Linked DNA regions of Homo sapiens: region 1 is linked to region 2. A link is a contact called in ENCODE Hi-C or POLR2A ChIA-PET data. All regions are on one chromosome and are shown on one strand. Each heading gives the region's core, a stretch centred on a gene start or an enhancer-like site at or near the end of the contact. The rest is flanking DNA. Distances are from core to core; before and after follow the strand shown. Region 1 holds the start of DNAH2 (dynein axonemal heavy chain 2). Region 2 overlaps CHRNB1 (cholinergic receptor nicotinic beta 1 subunit).

What was found. Hi-C counts contacts between places; a loop is a spot of excess contacts on that map. ChIA-PET counts read pairs that join two places held with the same protein, here RNA polymerase II (POLR2A). Pooled maps may share reads with other maps.
Region 1: a pooled map shows a loop between it and region 2 (3-fold over the local background). The contact joins the promoter of DNAH2 here to the enhancer-like site in region 2. A Hi-C loop is called at or near these places in 1 of 50 pooled maps. POLR2A ChIA-PET finds 5 or more read pairs at or near these places in 4 of 52 experiments (WTC11, activated CD4-positive, alpha-beta T cell and endothelial cell of umbilical vein).

What each region holds. Positions count from the first base shown.
Region 1 is chr17:7,715,612-7,723,073 of GRCh38, reverse strand. DNAH2 (dynein axonemal heavy chain 2) reads right to left here and starts at 5,330. Exons shown (of 86, transcript NM_020877.5): 1 at 4,275-5,330; 2 at 3,174-3,353. The coding sequence starts at 3,339.
Region 2 is chr17:7,452,137-7,459,440 of GRCh38, reverse strand. It overlaps CHRNB1 (cholinergic receptor nicotinic beta 1 subunit), which reads right to left. Exons shown (of 11, transcript NM_000747.3): 8 at 4,921-5,144; 9 at 3,985-4,157; 10 at 3,500-3,647; 11 at 1,731-2,858. The coding sequence ends at 2,718. ZBTB4 (zinc finger and BTB domain containing 4) reads left to right here. Exons shown (of 4, transcript NM_001128833.2): 4 at 1-63. Among named protein-coding and RNA genes, the nearest start is that of CHRNB1, 11 kb to the right of the region's middle. RefSeq lists enhancers at 3,402-3,561, 3,642-3,721, 3,249-3,750. Within about 2 kb of position 3,465, at least 33 of the 41 ENCODE cell types and tissues checked have a DNase peak (open chromatin) inside an H3K27ac peak, as active enhancers do.

The DNA.
Region 1 (7,462 bases), core at 4,081-6,580, 260 kb before region 2:
GGCGTGAACCTGGGAGGCGGAGCTTGTAGTGAGCCGAGATTGCGCCACTGCACTCCAGCCTGGGCAACAGAGCGAAGACTCTGTCTCAAAAAAAAAAAAAAAAAAAAAAGGAAAGAAAAGAAAAGAAAGAAAAGAAAGAAAGCTAAACACAGCCACCCAATGACCCAGCAATTCCACTTCTAGGTAGAGACCTTGAAAGCAAGGACTCAAAGAGAGATTTGCATTACAGCATTCGTAGCAGCATTATTCACAATAGGCAAAAGGTGGCAACAGCTCAGTGTCTTCTAACAGAGGAATGGATAAACAAAAGGTGATATAAACATGCAGTGGGCTATTATTCAGCCATCAGAAGGCATGGCGGTGTGGTTCATGCTACAACATGGATGATCCTCGAAAACACAGTGCCAAGTGAAAAAAGCCAGTCATGAGAGACCACTCGATGAAATGTCCAGCATAGGCAAATCCATAAAGACAGAAAATAGATGAGCGGTTCCTGGGATCTGCGGGGGAAGGGGGAATCAGGAGTGACTGCTAAAAGACGAGGCTCTGATGCAACTTACAAGTAAAGATATAGGAGTCACCTGGTGCCAATTTCTCAAGGTGCTTAAAGTGGCTTTCTTTTGGCGGGATAAAAATGTTCTAAAATTAGATAGTGGGAACGTTGCACAGCTTTGTGAATATACCAAAAACCACTGAACTGTAGACTTTAAAAAGGTAAATTTTAGAGTCAGTGAATTCTCTGTCAATTTAATGTAAAAAGCTGACTGGGGGCCGGGCACGATGGCTCATACCTGTAATCCCAGCACTTTGGGAGGCTGAGGCTGGTGGATCGCCCGAAGTCAGGCGTTCGAGACCAGCCTGGCCAAGATGGTGAACCCCCCCCCCCGTCTCTATAAAAATACAAAAAATTAGCCAGGCATGGTGGCGGGTGCCTGTAATTCCAGCTACTCGGGAGGCTGAGGCAGGAGGATTGCTTGAATCCGGGAGGCAGAGGTCGCAGTGAGCCGAGATCACGCCATTGCACTCCAGCCTGGGTGACAGGGCAAGATTCTGTCTCCAAAAAATAAAAATAAAACAAACACTAACTGGGGTAGGGGTGAGGGAATGAAGGCGGTTAGTACTGAGGTTATTCCAGGCATACAGCTTCTGGCCCTCCATCTTCCCCCACTCCTCTTCCCACATGGAGAAGTTGGGGCTCATAGGAATCAGCCCTTCTCCAAACCACTGGCCTGCTGAGCATTCAGTTCTGCCACACCCACTCTGACTCCCATAAAACCCAGCGGCTCTGTTTCTCTGCCTCCTGATCTACTAGTCACACAGGAGATTGGAGTAAAACTGGTGGCTTTCCCATTCCCCAGGGGCTGAAAGGAGGAAGGAACAAATGAGATATAACCAAAAGACCATGAGGAACAGGAAACTCCCTCTGGCTTCCAGAAAGGAAAACTAAGAGGGGAATGAGGCACAGAGGCCGAGGCAGGAAGGCGTGAAAAGATGGAACAGGCGATTCCGGAGCTTAGTAGTAGGTGAGTAGGTGAGATGATCCAACTCCCTTGGGAAAACTGCTGGCATTCAGGTTCCAGGCAAGAACTAGGCCAGGGGAGACTGGGTGCGGTGGCTCACGCCTGTAATCCCAGCACTTTGGGAGGCCGAGGCAGGTGGATCACTCGAGGACAGGAGTTCGAGACCAGCCTGGGCAACATGGTGAAACCCCATCTCTACTAAAAATACAAAAATTAGCCGGGTGTGGTGGCACACGCCTGTAATCCCAGCTACTCAGGAGGCTGAGGCAGGAGAATCGCTTGAACCCAGGAGGTGGAGGTTGCAGTGAACTGAGATCGCACCACTGCACTCTAGCCTTGGCAACTGAGAGAGACTCTGTCTCAAAAAAATAAAAAAAATAAGCTGGGCATGGTGGTGTATGCCTGTAATCCCAGCTACTTGGGAGGCTGAGGCACAAGAATCACTTGAGCCCGGGAGGCAGAGGTTGCAGTGAGCTGAGATTATGCCAATGCACTCCAGGCTGGGAGACAGAGTGAGAATTTGTCTCAAAAAAAAAAAAAAAAAAAAAAGAAAGAAAGAAAAGAAAGCTTGGAGCTGGGAGAGGCAGAAATCCTTGCTGTTCGAAGGCCAACACATTCATTTTAAAGCTCCTTCCCTTACCTCCCCAGAGGATTCTCCATACTGAACCTCACTGTCTTCCCTCCCATCTTCCCCTACTCCTCCTAGCAGCGAGCAATCCCATTTTAACTGCTTTCACCTGAGCACTTCAGAACTCAGAAGGATACATTCTGCACATTTCTAAGATCCTGGAACCTAATGCAAGTTCTTATGGCCCAGGGACTTTTCTCCCATGCCCACGCTTAACCTCTCAACCTTTAATTTTAGAAGGGGATTCTATTTCACAAGCTACTATCAGTGTAAAGGAGCTCCAGGTAAAGAAGGAGGTCTACACTTAGCTCATAGTCCTGTCTACACTGACCAGTGCTCTCAGGGAGATCCCAGCAATAGCAACAACTACCAAAAACCTTCCAACCTTACTGGCTCCGGCTCACCCACAGGAAAGGAATCCCTCAGGTCAAAGCCACAAGAGGCTGCCTCGTTAAACTCTTTCCTCCCTAGATCTAGACTTCTTTCCTGTCATCCTGAACCTGAACCTCCGCAGTCTACCAAGTCCCTGCCAAAATGAGGGCGGAGATAGAACAGCCCTCAACAGATGGTAGAAAGCATCAGCCGGGCTTTGGATTCAAAGGGTGGCAAAACAGGCTGAGTCTCCATGGTGATGGGCTTAATGGGAGAAAAACATTATTTGTTTTGCCACCCAGGGTGAAAATGGGAAAAAGGAAGAGATCAAACCCTCTTCAGTGGGGTAGGAGCAACCAGGAACACTTGAAATAAGGAGGAAGAGGCTAGAGAAAGGACTGGTTGGTGAACTCCTGGTATATTGTGGGAAATTTTAAGACAGAAAGAACAAGGATGAGGCTGGCCAGGAGGAAGACATACAAAAAAAGGACTCAGTGGCAGGGCTGCTGAACCTCCATGGCTGGGGGCGTCACTTAGCCCGTTTCCTGCCCAGAAGCAACAGCGCCTGCTCCCCAGCCCTAAAATGCCTCCAAGCCCCTCTGACTTTCCCCACCCTCCATTGCTAAGCATCCTCTGCCCCAGCAAGTACCCACCAGGCTCCTCCTTGGGGAGCTCAGCCTGCAGCTCTGGCTCACTGACAGCCGGGGCATTCCCCTGCTCCTGTGTGGCCACAGCAGCCCGAGTGGCCCGCCCTGACCAGCTTGCCTGGGAGCTTCCTCGGCCACTCAATCGCTGCTTCTTCTCAGCTTTGCTGGACATCGTGCAGGCAAAACCTACAGGTATACAGGAGTGGAGAGTCTACAAGCAGATACCACCCCTGAACCAGCCCCCTGATACAAGCAGTCCCTTTTGAATTCATAAATTGACTGAAACTCAATATGATCATCTTTTCTGGTGGTACCCACACCCTGCTCCATTAACCACAAGGGCTCTGTACTCCACAGGGGCCTGGGAGGCCTTGCTGTTTTTCCCTAGGATATCCTACTGTCTTCGGGGCACTGGGCTAAAAATCAAAGTCAGTCCCTCAAGGCACTAGGAACAAATGGGAGTTAAAGATGATGGCCAGGCTGGGTGCGGTGGCTCATGCTTGTAATCCCAGCATTTTGGGAGGCCGAGCCGGGTGGATCACCTGAGGTCAGGAGTTCGAGACCAGCCTGGCCAACATGGCAAAACCCCGTCTCTACTAAAAATACAAAAAATTAGCCAGGAGTGGTGGTGCGTGCCTGTAATTCCAGCTACTCGGGAGGCTGAGGCAGGAGAATCTCTTGAACCCGAGAGGTAGAGGCTGCAGTGAGCCAAGATCATGCTACTATACTCCAGCCTGGCTGACAGAGTGAGACTCTATCTCAAAAAAAAAAAAAAAAAAGATGGCCAGACACCCCACTAATGAGGATTTAGAACCTCTATCTCTGCCCCGGGGTATGAGAACATAAGATAATCAGGAAAAGATCTATCAAGCTGAAGTGTGGTTGCCCAAACCCTCATCCACTCTACCCTCCAGGACCATGAGTGAGTGAGAGAGGATCAAGGAAGGGGTGCACATCCCCCATCCTTTGTCACTGTTCAATCATTCAAGCAAACCAAGATGATTTTCCTATGTACCTCTTTTCCTCCCAAGTTAAATGGAAATATGCTCCTCCCAATCCCACTAAAATCTGCAACATCTGTAAACAGAGAAAAACAGTATTTGCCACCTGGGTCTATCGCTTTGAAGTCCTGAGGGGCAGGAACACTGTTTTGTGTGTACTGAGGTCTCTTAGCAGAGTTGGCTGAGGAACTCTGTGCTAATGGTTAAGATCAGTCAGGATCATTTATTTGACTCAAAATGCCCTGAGAACAGATTGGAAGAAAGAAGGACAAAAGTCATCCAATCATAAATTTCAAATTGTGTCATGAGGAAAAAGCAATTGGGGCACGAGGAAGGTCACAGTGGTGCCTCTCTCAGAAAGGTAGGATGGCAGGAAGCGGGGATCTCGGACAGGTGCTCAGAATCCCAGGCGCAAAGTCTGAGGCGCTGGGCACTCTCTTTTCATTAGGCTGCAGCCTAACGGCACCTGTGGCTCTCCTTCCTCATCCCCACAGGCTGCCACAGGCATTGATCTCAGGTTATGAATTTCAAACTTGAAGGATTTGTACTTTGCTCCAAGGAAAAACGTTCTGTTAGGCCAGCAAATCAATAAAACCAACTACAGCAAGGAGGCTTCCTCCATCAGTCTCCAGAGAAGCATCAAGCTGCGCTTTCCTGCCTCAAACTAGAGCCTGAGGCGCATGCACCGTGGGGTTCACCACGCGATCCCACACCGCAGGCCCCAGGAGGAACTGCTCTGCTAAGTCGGGGCTCACTCTAGTACTAGGAAATACCGCAGGGGCCAGCAGTATTTATCCTGCAGTATAAATCCAGCAGTATTTATCCAGCAGTATTTATACCAGCAGCTGGTATCCTTAAACTGGTTACCAGCAGGCAAATTTCCCCTCAGAATGGCTCTTCCCCCCCAGCTGTCACAACTGCCCCTTCTCCTCCCCCTCCCCCACACAAATATTCCTTGCTCCCTCTCCCTCCACAACTGCCTCTTCTCCCCAACAACTGTCCCTTCCTACCCCGACACTACTGCCCCTTCTCCCCAGCACTCCTTCCCTCCTTCCCTCTGCCCCCGACACACACCTTGCCACGCTGACCCTCCCCTCCCTAGACCGACCGATGGGCCACTCTAAGAAGTTGCCCCTCGCAGCCCTCTCGGGCCGGCGTCTGCACGCGTCCCCATGGCAACCCCGGGCAGGGAGGGGCGAGTGGCCGGTGTGCGGCCCCTCGGAGCCCGCCTCCTCCGCGCAGGCGCCCTGGATCCCTGCTTCGCGGCCCCACCCCGCCCAGGTCTACCCCTCAGGGACCCAGGGCTTGAAGGCTCCGGGACTAAAGGAAAGTAGCCACATCTGGCGAGCCGAAGGGTGCGGGGGGCCTGGTGTCAGGACCCAGCTGGAAGGGCTGGGGCGAGAGACAGTGAGCCACCGCCCCGCAGGACATTGAAAAGGCAGGGAGAACCCAATCGCCCGACCCCGCGCCCAGGTCTGTGCGCCCCAGCCGGAACGGGTCCAGCAGATGGCGCCGGGCGCCAGGCCGGCGAGGGATATTCGCGATGTAGAAGGCGTTCCAGGATTTCCAGGCAGCCGTGGGTGCAGCTGGATCCGGGGGAAAAACCGGGCCTGGAGCACCCTTGCCCTCCTGCTCCTTCCCCCTTCTTAGTTCGGATTGGGGTCTAGGATTGCGGGGGGGCGGCGCGGGGCGGGGAAAGGGAGGGAAGACGGGAACTGGAGTTTTGGGAATCTGAGGATTGGCTTTCGAAGGCATCGCTGGTTTTTGGGGGGGATGAGAGGCGGGGACTCCCTGGGGAAGGTGACCGGGCCTGGGAGGGGCTTCGCTCTCCATAGGAACAAAGGCTGCGTCGTGAGAGAGGAGGCGAGAGGGGAGGGCTATGAGGGCCGGGGTACATCTCCGAGGGTGCCAGGGGGCGCTGCGGGCCGGGGCTGCTAGAAGGCGCCTGGAAGACCGCTGTACCTGGTGCCGGGAGGAGCTTTGGGGAGACCTGGGAAATACAGGGAGGAAGCCGAGTGGGGGGATGGGAAGGCGCCCTCCCTGTTTCCATCAATAGTGCCTAATTAAGACAAAGCCAGCAGCGAGCCCACTGATTACATTTCCATGAGGAGCGAAATTTATGACATTTTCTTTGCTGGATGAGGAGAAGAGAAGCTGGCACCTCAGTTCCCCCATTTTCTGTTTGGCGTTCACACCTAACAGATCTCATTATGCCAGCCTGGCACTACCAGGAGTGGCAGTCCCTGGTACTCCTGAAGAGCAAGTGGATTAACCACACCCTATCCCAGCGCTGACCTCACCCTCCCACCTACCGTATCTTTATTCCCAGAAGTGTCAACCCTTTCCCTCCCCCCGACCCCCAATAATTCCTCCTGCCCAGCCAGACTCCTGTTGCTGACAGCAGGAATGGAAGGAGAGGAGTACCGCCCACCCCAAAACCAGCTGCACAGCTAGCACAGCTAAGATGGAACGTGGAGGTGTTCCTCTAGCCAGATAGGCCATGGGTGGCAGACAGAGGTGATGTGGTTGGCCAGAACCCCTAGGGAAAAGTCCCAAAGGAGTGAAAATTTGCTGGAGGCGTGGGGTGGGGAGCCTCAGGGGCAAGGTTCATGGGTCCCTCGGGGAAAGGAACTTTGCACAGACCCCATTTCTTTTCTTAAACCCCCCTCCCCAACTGTGGCTGTGCCTACGGATCCCAGCCCCCCACATTATGCTAAATAGGTAATCAAACATCTCGCTTTGCTAATTACTGCTCAATCCGATTAAACGCTGCTGAAGCTCATCAACAGAGGTGGAGGTAGGGGGAAGGGACGAAGGCGGGGCAACCACAGCTAGCTATGATGGGGGTCTTTTCCCCAGGGGCTCTTCGGGGCTAGAGAAACAGCCAGGGTTGCAAGACCGTGTACATCCCAAAGGAAAGGGCAGAAGAGTTGTGACCTCGAGCCTCAGCCTTGCTGCACCTCCCAGCCACGGCCCTTTTCCTCCTCCCAGAACCTTCATTACCCTCCGAACCCAGGCATCCGGCCATTCCCACAGCTCCCCACACACATCCCTGTCCCAGATTTAATAAGTTCTGTTCCCTCATTGTCAATATTTGATTTCTCAGAGCCATCTCCACGGAGAGGGGGGTGGGGGATCTTTCCTTGCCTCCCCCCTACTTTGGCCCTCTTTTGCCCACCCCCAGTCTCTTTGTGCCCCCAACCTTCTCTGAACTTGCTGACTTAATGAAATGATATTAAAGTCTTAAGCAACTCCAAAAGAATGGTTGTTATGGTGAAGGGAGTGGGCAGGACG
Region 2 (7,304 bases), core at 2,216-4,715:
TTTATCTCCGCATTTGTGTGTGTGTCCAACTCTGTAGGCCAATAAACCAACAAGACAAATGAACTGTGCTCCACAGTGGGATGCCAGGTGCAATTATTTGCGTGGCTGGTGGGTCTGGGGGAAAGGAACATGCTAACTTTGTCCCACAAGGATCCCTGTGAGTTGTGGCCCAATGCTCCCTGTTTGGACGCAACTTCCAGCAGTTGAGTAGTTGAGTGAGGGCTTGTTGACTGTAGGCTCAAGCTGACTTTGGCCCAACATCCAGCCAGAAATATTAACAGTCTAGTTCATACAACCTGCTGGGCGCGAGATCTCTATGTCCAAAATGGCCCTGCCTTAAACCAGGTCTAACCTTCCTTCCAAATTGAAAGAAAACTGAGGCATAAAATGTGTGATGGCCATAAGAGACACAACCTTTCTTTTTCCACTTGTGGCTTCCCCATTGGCTTCAATTCGTTGCCCCCTGTATCTTTTCTAGTGTTACGGAGGGATGGGCAGGTAAACTAAGTGACGTGGGTCAGGTTTACAGGGGCTTTGAGGAATTATGGTATGAATAACTTGACCAGAGTGGCAGCCACTAAGCTCTACACAAGTTGTTGCCAACAGGGGAATCAGGCCTGGTGTTACTATAGTTTTTTGTTGTTGTTGTTGTTTGAGATGGAGTTTCGCTCTTGTTGCCCAGGCTGGAGTGCAGTGGCACGATCTTGGCTCGCTGCAACCTCCACCTCCCAGGTTCAAGCGATTCTCCTGCCTCAGGCTCCTGAGTAGCTGGGATTACAGGTGCACGCCACCACATCCAGCTAATTTTTGTATTTTTAGTAGAGACGGGGTTTCAGCATGTTGGTCAGGCTGGTTTCGAACTCCTGACTTCGTGATCTGCCTGCTTCAGCCTCCCAAAGTGCTGGGATTACAGGCATAAACCACCACGCCCGGACTACTATAGTTTTTAAAATTATCTTTGAGGCTGGGTGTGATGGCTCATACCTGTAATCCCAGCATTTTGGGAGGCCAAGGCAGGTGGATCACTTGAGCTCAGAAGTTCAAGACCAGCCTGGGCAACATAGTGAGACCCTGTCTCTATAGTTTTTTTTTAAATAAGATTATTTTCAAGAGAAGCCAGGAAGCCAAATTTCTCATGAAATATCCACATTTTAAAAGCAGTGAACTAGTAGCCAGGCGTGATGGCTCACGCCTGTAATCCCAGCACTTTGGGAGGCCGAGGCGGGCAGATCACGAGGTCAGGAGTTCTAGACCAGCCTGGCCAACATAGTGAAACCCCATCTCTACTAAAAGTACAAAAATTAGCTGGGCATGGTGGTGTGGGTCTGCAGTCCCAGGTACTCAGGAGGCTGAGCCAGGAGAATCACTTGAACCCGGGAGGCAGAGGTTGTGGTGAGCCGAGGTCCCGCCACTGCACTCCAGCCTGGGCAACACAGCGAGACTCTGTCTTGAAAAAAAATAAAAAATAAAAGTAGTGAACTAGTTCAAATTTAAAACTGTGCAGGCCAAACAAAAAACACACCGTTGCAACCTCTGATACATATCGCATAGTGCTTTTTTCCCATCTCCTGTGATCCCCAGACAATCCTATAGGGCATATGCTATCATTAGTTTCATTTTACAGATGTCGAAACAAGTACAGAGCAAGCTAGTGGCTTGTGTGAGCACCAAGGTTGGAACTTGAATGAAGGCCTTCAAAACGCTTGTTTTTTCTCATTACCAATGCATGCTTGTAGAAATAACTTTTTTTAATCCCAGAGATAGTACACATTACAAAACATAATAAATTACAGAAAGGTAAAAAGAAAACGACCACAAGACCCAACATGCAAACAATAAGCACTACTTTATTTCTATTTTTATTTTTTTAGAGACAGGGTCTCACTATGTTGCCCAGGCTGGTCTCAAACTGTGGGTTTCAAGTAATCCTCCCACCTCAGCCTCCTAAGTCACTGGGATTACTGGCCTGAGCGACCATGCCCAGCTTATAAACATTATTAATTGCTGTATTTACTTCCGGAAATTTCTTTCCCCTATTCAACAAATGTTAAGCACTTACTATAGGTCAGCACCTGTGCGTGGCACTGGGCATGCTGCAGTGAACAAGACACTTTTTTTTTTTTGAGATGGAGTTTCGCTCTTGTTGCCCAGGCTGGAGTGCAATGGCGTGATCTTGACTCACTGCAACCTCTGCCTCCCGGGTTCGAGTGATTCTCCTGCCTCAGCCTCCCTAGTAGCTGGGATTACAGGCATGTACCACCACACCTGGCTAATTTTGTATTTTTAGTAGAGACAGGGTTTCTCCATGTTGGTCGGGCTGGTCTCAAACTCCCGACCTCAGGTGATCCGCCCGCCTTGGCCTCCCAAAGTGCTGGGATTACAGGCGTGAGCCACCGCGCCCGGCCAAGTCACATTTCTTGACCTCATAAGGCTTATAATCTAGTTCCTGTTCTGTGTTCTATTTCACTGGCGACCTAGGTGTTGATACCCAAAAGAGCTTCTTCAAGATCCCAAAGAGTAAATCAGATGATACTGCATTTCAGGTGGGTCCAAGACACCTGCCTACCCAGCCCTCAGTCCAATGCAGTCCCCAGAAACGAAATAAGAGGCCCAGATTCCTCGTGAAGGAGTTAAGAGGCAGAGAAGGATAGGGCTTGACAGTATCACCAAACTCTCACTTCAACTGGCAGGGGGCCTGGGTCTCAACCCTCCAGTCTTCAAGGAAAGGGGTCTGGAGGGGGCAAGTGGTACGTGGCGTCCAGGAAGATGACTAGGGTCCCAACGCTGGTGAAGATGATGAAAGTCCACAGGAAGAGGCGGTCCACTACCATGGCCACAAACTGCCAGTCCTCCTTCAGCTGTGGGTAGGCAAAGGAAACTTCCTGAGCTCTGGGCCCAGACCCCCAGGGAAACCCCCCCATTTCCCCGCCCGCTACCCGCTTGAGTCCTCCTACCACTGGTTTGAGGCAACAGCCGGCAGCGCCAACAGGAGAGCGAGACTGCAGGCAATGCATGGGCATAAAGAACCAGTAGGTAAGCAGGGGGTGGGACCAAATGAGGGAGAGGTCCAATCAGAAACGAAAGCGAGGCCGGGCGCGGTGGCTCACGCCTGTAATCCCAGCACTTTGGGAGGCCGAAGCGAGCGGATCACCTGAGGTCAGGAGTTTCAGACCAGCCTGGCCAACATGGTGAAGCCACGTCTCTACTAAAAATACAAAAATTAGCCAGGCGTGGTGGCGCGCCCCTGTCGTCCCAGCTACTCGGCAGGCTGAGGCAGGACAATCGCTTGAACCCGTAGGCGGAGGTTGCAGTGAGCCGAGATCGAGCCACTGCACTCCAGCCTGGGCGACAGAGCGAGACTCTGTCTCAAAAAAAAAAAAAAAAAAAAAAAGCCAAAAAAAAACCACACAAAAAAAACGAAAGCGAGTGCTGGTGCGGAATTTGGGGGTGGGGCCAAGGTCGCCTAGACCTGGCCTTGTTCCACCCCCGTTGGACATACCGCATCGTGGTCCTCCTGTTCCTGCAGCTGTCGAGCGATGTAGCTGATAGAGGAGACGACCTCCCGTAGCTCCGGAAGCAGGGCCACAGCCCGGTTTGGACCATCGATAAATCGCCGCAGATCAGGGGCAGACAGTTCAGGCTGGAACCTGGAAGAGGAGTGACTGGCCACGCCCAAACGCAAAGACAGCCAGTGCCGGCGACCCAGGCCCCGCTCCAGCTGCCTCCAACAACTTGCCAGTTCTCAAAACCCGAGAGCCCATCATGCTTTTCCCTCCAGCAGTGATCTCTCTAGCCTTGTGCAACTTCTTCCACCGCCTCTGTTTTAGTTCCCACCTCCCCTCAAAGTGAGCAGCAGGAGTACTACAACTCCCATGATGCTCAACCACAGCGTCTTCCGAGAGCATGGGCCGCTTCTTCCGCACACTCTTCTGGGAACTGTAGTTCTCCCTCTCCCTCTTATGTGGGTAACGGGCGTAGTCCTACCTATTGGGTTTGGGGAAGAGAAAATCACTTGGCGGCTTCCGGATGAAATATTCATCTGTTCCCCGACCCCAGCCACTTCCTGGAGAAGAACAGTGAGGGGGCTCCGGCATCAGGTCTCTCTCGGGTTTGGGCCTTTTTAGACGCAGGTACAGCGGAAGTTTGTGAATGAAGATCTGCAGAGTAGAAGAGGCGTATTGGTGGGGGCTTTCATGCTTTCAGACCAGAAGGGAAACAGCCAACCACCCCACTCCACATGCCCATTCCCGCGCGTGAGTATGTGCGTGCATATTCTTCCACAAACGAGCTACACAAGGAAATGCAGCCACACAGACCTAAGAGCTCTTTAGTGGGTTGGGCCTGTCGCGGTGGCTCACGCCTGTAATCGCAGCACTTTGGGAAGCCAAGGCAGGTGGATCACCTGAGGTCAGGAGTTCAAGACCAGCCTGGCCAACATGGTGAAACCCTCTCTCTACTAAAAATACAAAAATTAGCTGGGCGTGGTGGCGGGTGCCTGTAATCCCAGCTACTTGGGAGGCTCAGGCAGGAGAATCGCTGGAACCTGGGAGGTGAAGGTTGCAGTGAGCTGAGATTGTGCCATTGCACTCCAGCCTGGCCACAAGAACAAAACTCCATCTCAAAAAAAAAAAAAAAAAAAAAAAAAAGCTATTTAGTGGGTTGGGAGGTATCCCAACTGGAAAGAGAGGGCTTCCAATCTGATAGTACCTAACCCTAAGAATATTTCCCTGGGACCCGAGATGGGCAGTATTGATGAAGAGAGTATGGGATCTGTGAAATGATAATGATGGGGGCTAGCTTAACTGTGCAACATTTCAACACTCAACAAGCTTGGACACTTCAACACTCTGCCACATAGCTATAGTTCTCCCTATGGTCTGTAAAAGGAAAATTGGGGTTGGAGGAGGAGATCTTTCTTACCTGACGGACCCAAAGGGGCATTTGGTGGGTGTGGGGTGAGCGGTGGTGCAGGTTGAGAACCACGACACTAAGGATGACTGAGAAGGTGACGAGGACCATGGTAAACATGAGGTACTTGATAATAATGGGTACTGATAGTGAGGTCTCAGGTACTTTGTCAGCCAGCAGCAGCAGGAACACAGTAAGGGTCAGCAGGGCAAAGATTGAGAGCCCCATCTTCTCTCCTTGGAGGGCAGAGGGGAAGAGAGAAGGATTAGACTTGCCTGAAGGAAAGCTCTATGGCATAATCAGTGACCATGTTTCCAGGCCATTCAAAGACAGATTTCTACAGCCAGGCACAGTGGTTCACACCTGTAGTCCTGGCACTTTGGGAGGCCAAGGTGGGAGGATTGCTTGAGCCCAGGAGTTTCAGACCAGCCTGAGCAACATAGGGAGACCTCTTTTCTACAAAAACAAATTTGAGGCTGGGTCTTGCTCTGTCACCCAGGCTGGAGTGCAGTGGCATGATAATGGCTCATTGAAACCTCCACTTCCCAGGCTCAAGTGGTCTTCCCACCTCGGCCTCCTGAGTAGCTGGGACTACAGGTGCACGCCACCATGCCCAGCTAATTTTTGTACTTTTTGTAGAGACAGGATTTCACCATGTTACCCAGGCTGGTCTCAAACTCCTGAGCTCAAGTGATCCACCCACCTTGGCCTCCCAAACTGTTGGGATTACAGGCGTGAGCCACTTTGCCCAACCTCTACAAAAAGAAAAAAAAAAAAATTAGCCAGGCACAATGGCGCATGCTTGTGGTCCCAACTATTTGAGAGGCTGAGTTGGGAGGACTGCTTGAGTGTGGAAGATGGAGGCTGCAGTGAGCTGTGATGGCACCACTGCCTTCCAGCCTGAGCAACAGAGCAAAACTCCATCATAAAAAAAAAAAAAAAAAAAAAAAGACAGGCTTTTGGAAGGGCCATCTGCATGTAAATCATTCCTACATTTGTATGTCCACCCTGGACTTCTCCCCTGAATGCCAGATATATATCCATCTGCCTACTCAACCTCTCTTGGATAGTTGGATGTCTAATAAATATTTCAAGCTTAACATGTCCAAAACTGAGCCGGGTACAGTGGCTCACACCCGTAATCCCAGCACTTTGCGAGGCCGAGGCAGGCGAATCACCTGAGGTCAGGGGTTCGAGACCAGCCTGGCCAACATAGTGAAACCCCATCTCTACTAAAAATACAAAAAATTAGCTGGGCATGGTGGTGGGTGCCTGTAGTCCCAGCTACTAGGGAGGCTGAGGCAGGAGAATCACTCGAACCCAGGAGGCAGAGGTTGCAGTGAGTCGAGATCGTGCCATTGCACTCCAGCCTGGGCATCAAGAGCAAAACTCCATCTCAAAAAACAAAAGCAGAAACAAAATAAAACAAAATGTCCAAAACTAAATTATCTTACTACCAAAGCTACTCCTCTGATAGTCTTCCCTATCTCTTATGTATTTATTTATTTTTAGACAGACTCTCACTCTGTCACCCAGGCTGGAGTTTAGTGGCGTGATTGCAGCTCACTGCAACCTCTGCCTCTTGGGTTCAAGCAGTTCTCCTGTCTTAGCCTCCCGAGCAGCTGGGATTACAGGTGCATGGCACCACACTTGGCTAACTTTTTGTATTTTTAGTAGAGACAGGGTTTCACCATGTTGGCCAGGCTGGTCTTGAACTCCTGACCTTAAGGGATCTGCCCACCTTAGCCTCCCAAAGTGCTGGGATTACAGGCGTGAGCCACCACGCCTGGCCTATACCTACGTTTAATTGCATGCAGATTAAGCAACGGATTAGGCAGAAATTTCTAGGGAAAGGGCAGTAACTTCTGTGTCATCAGGTGATTGCCAAAGGGGTGGTAACTCCCAGGTGTTTCCATGGCAATGGTAAACTGACATGGCACACTCGTGAGTATGTCTTATGGAAAGCTGCATCTGCCCTGTTCCTGTTCTAGCTGGTCCTCAATTTGGTCTGGAGTCGAGTCCCACCTCCTACATCACCACCTTGCTCTAAAGCACATTACCTTAGGTCTGAATTATTGTAAAGCCCTCCTAACTGGTCTCTTTGCTCCATCCTTTTCTCCCATGCTGACTGTTCTCAACCGAGCAGCCAGACTGATTTTGTTAAAATATAAATCAAGCTGGGTGCGGTGGCTCATGCCTGTAATCCTAGCATTTTGGGAGGCTGAGGCGGTCAGATCACCTGAGGTCAGAAGTTCGAGACCAGCCTGGCCAACATAGCGAAACCCCATCTCTACTTAAATTACAAAAAATTTAGCTGGGCATCGTGGTGTGTGACTGGAATCCCAGCTACTCGGGAGGCTGAGGCAGAATAATCGCTTGAACCCGGGAGGCGGAGG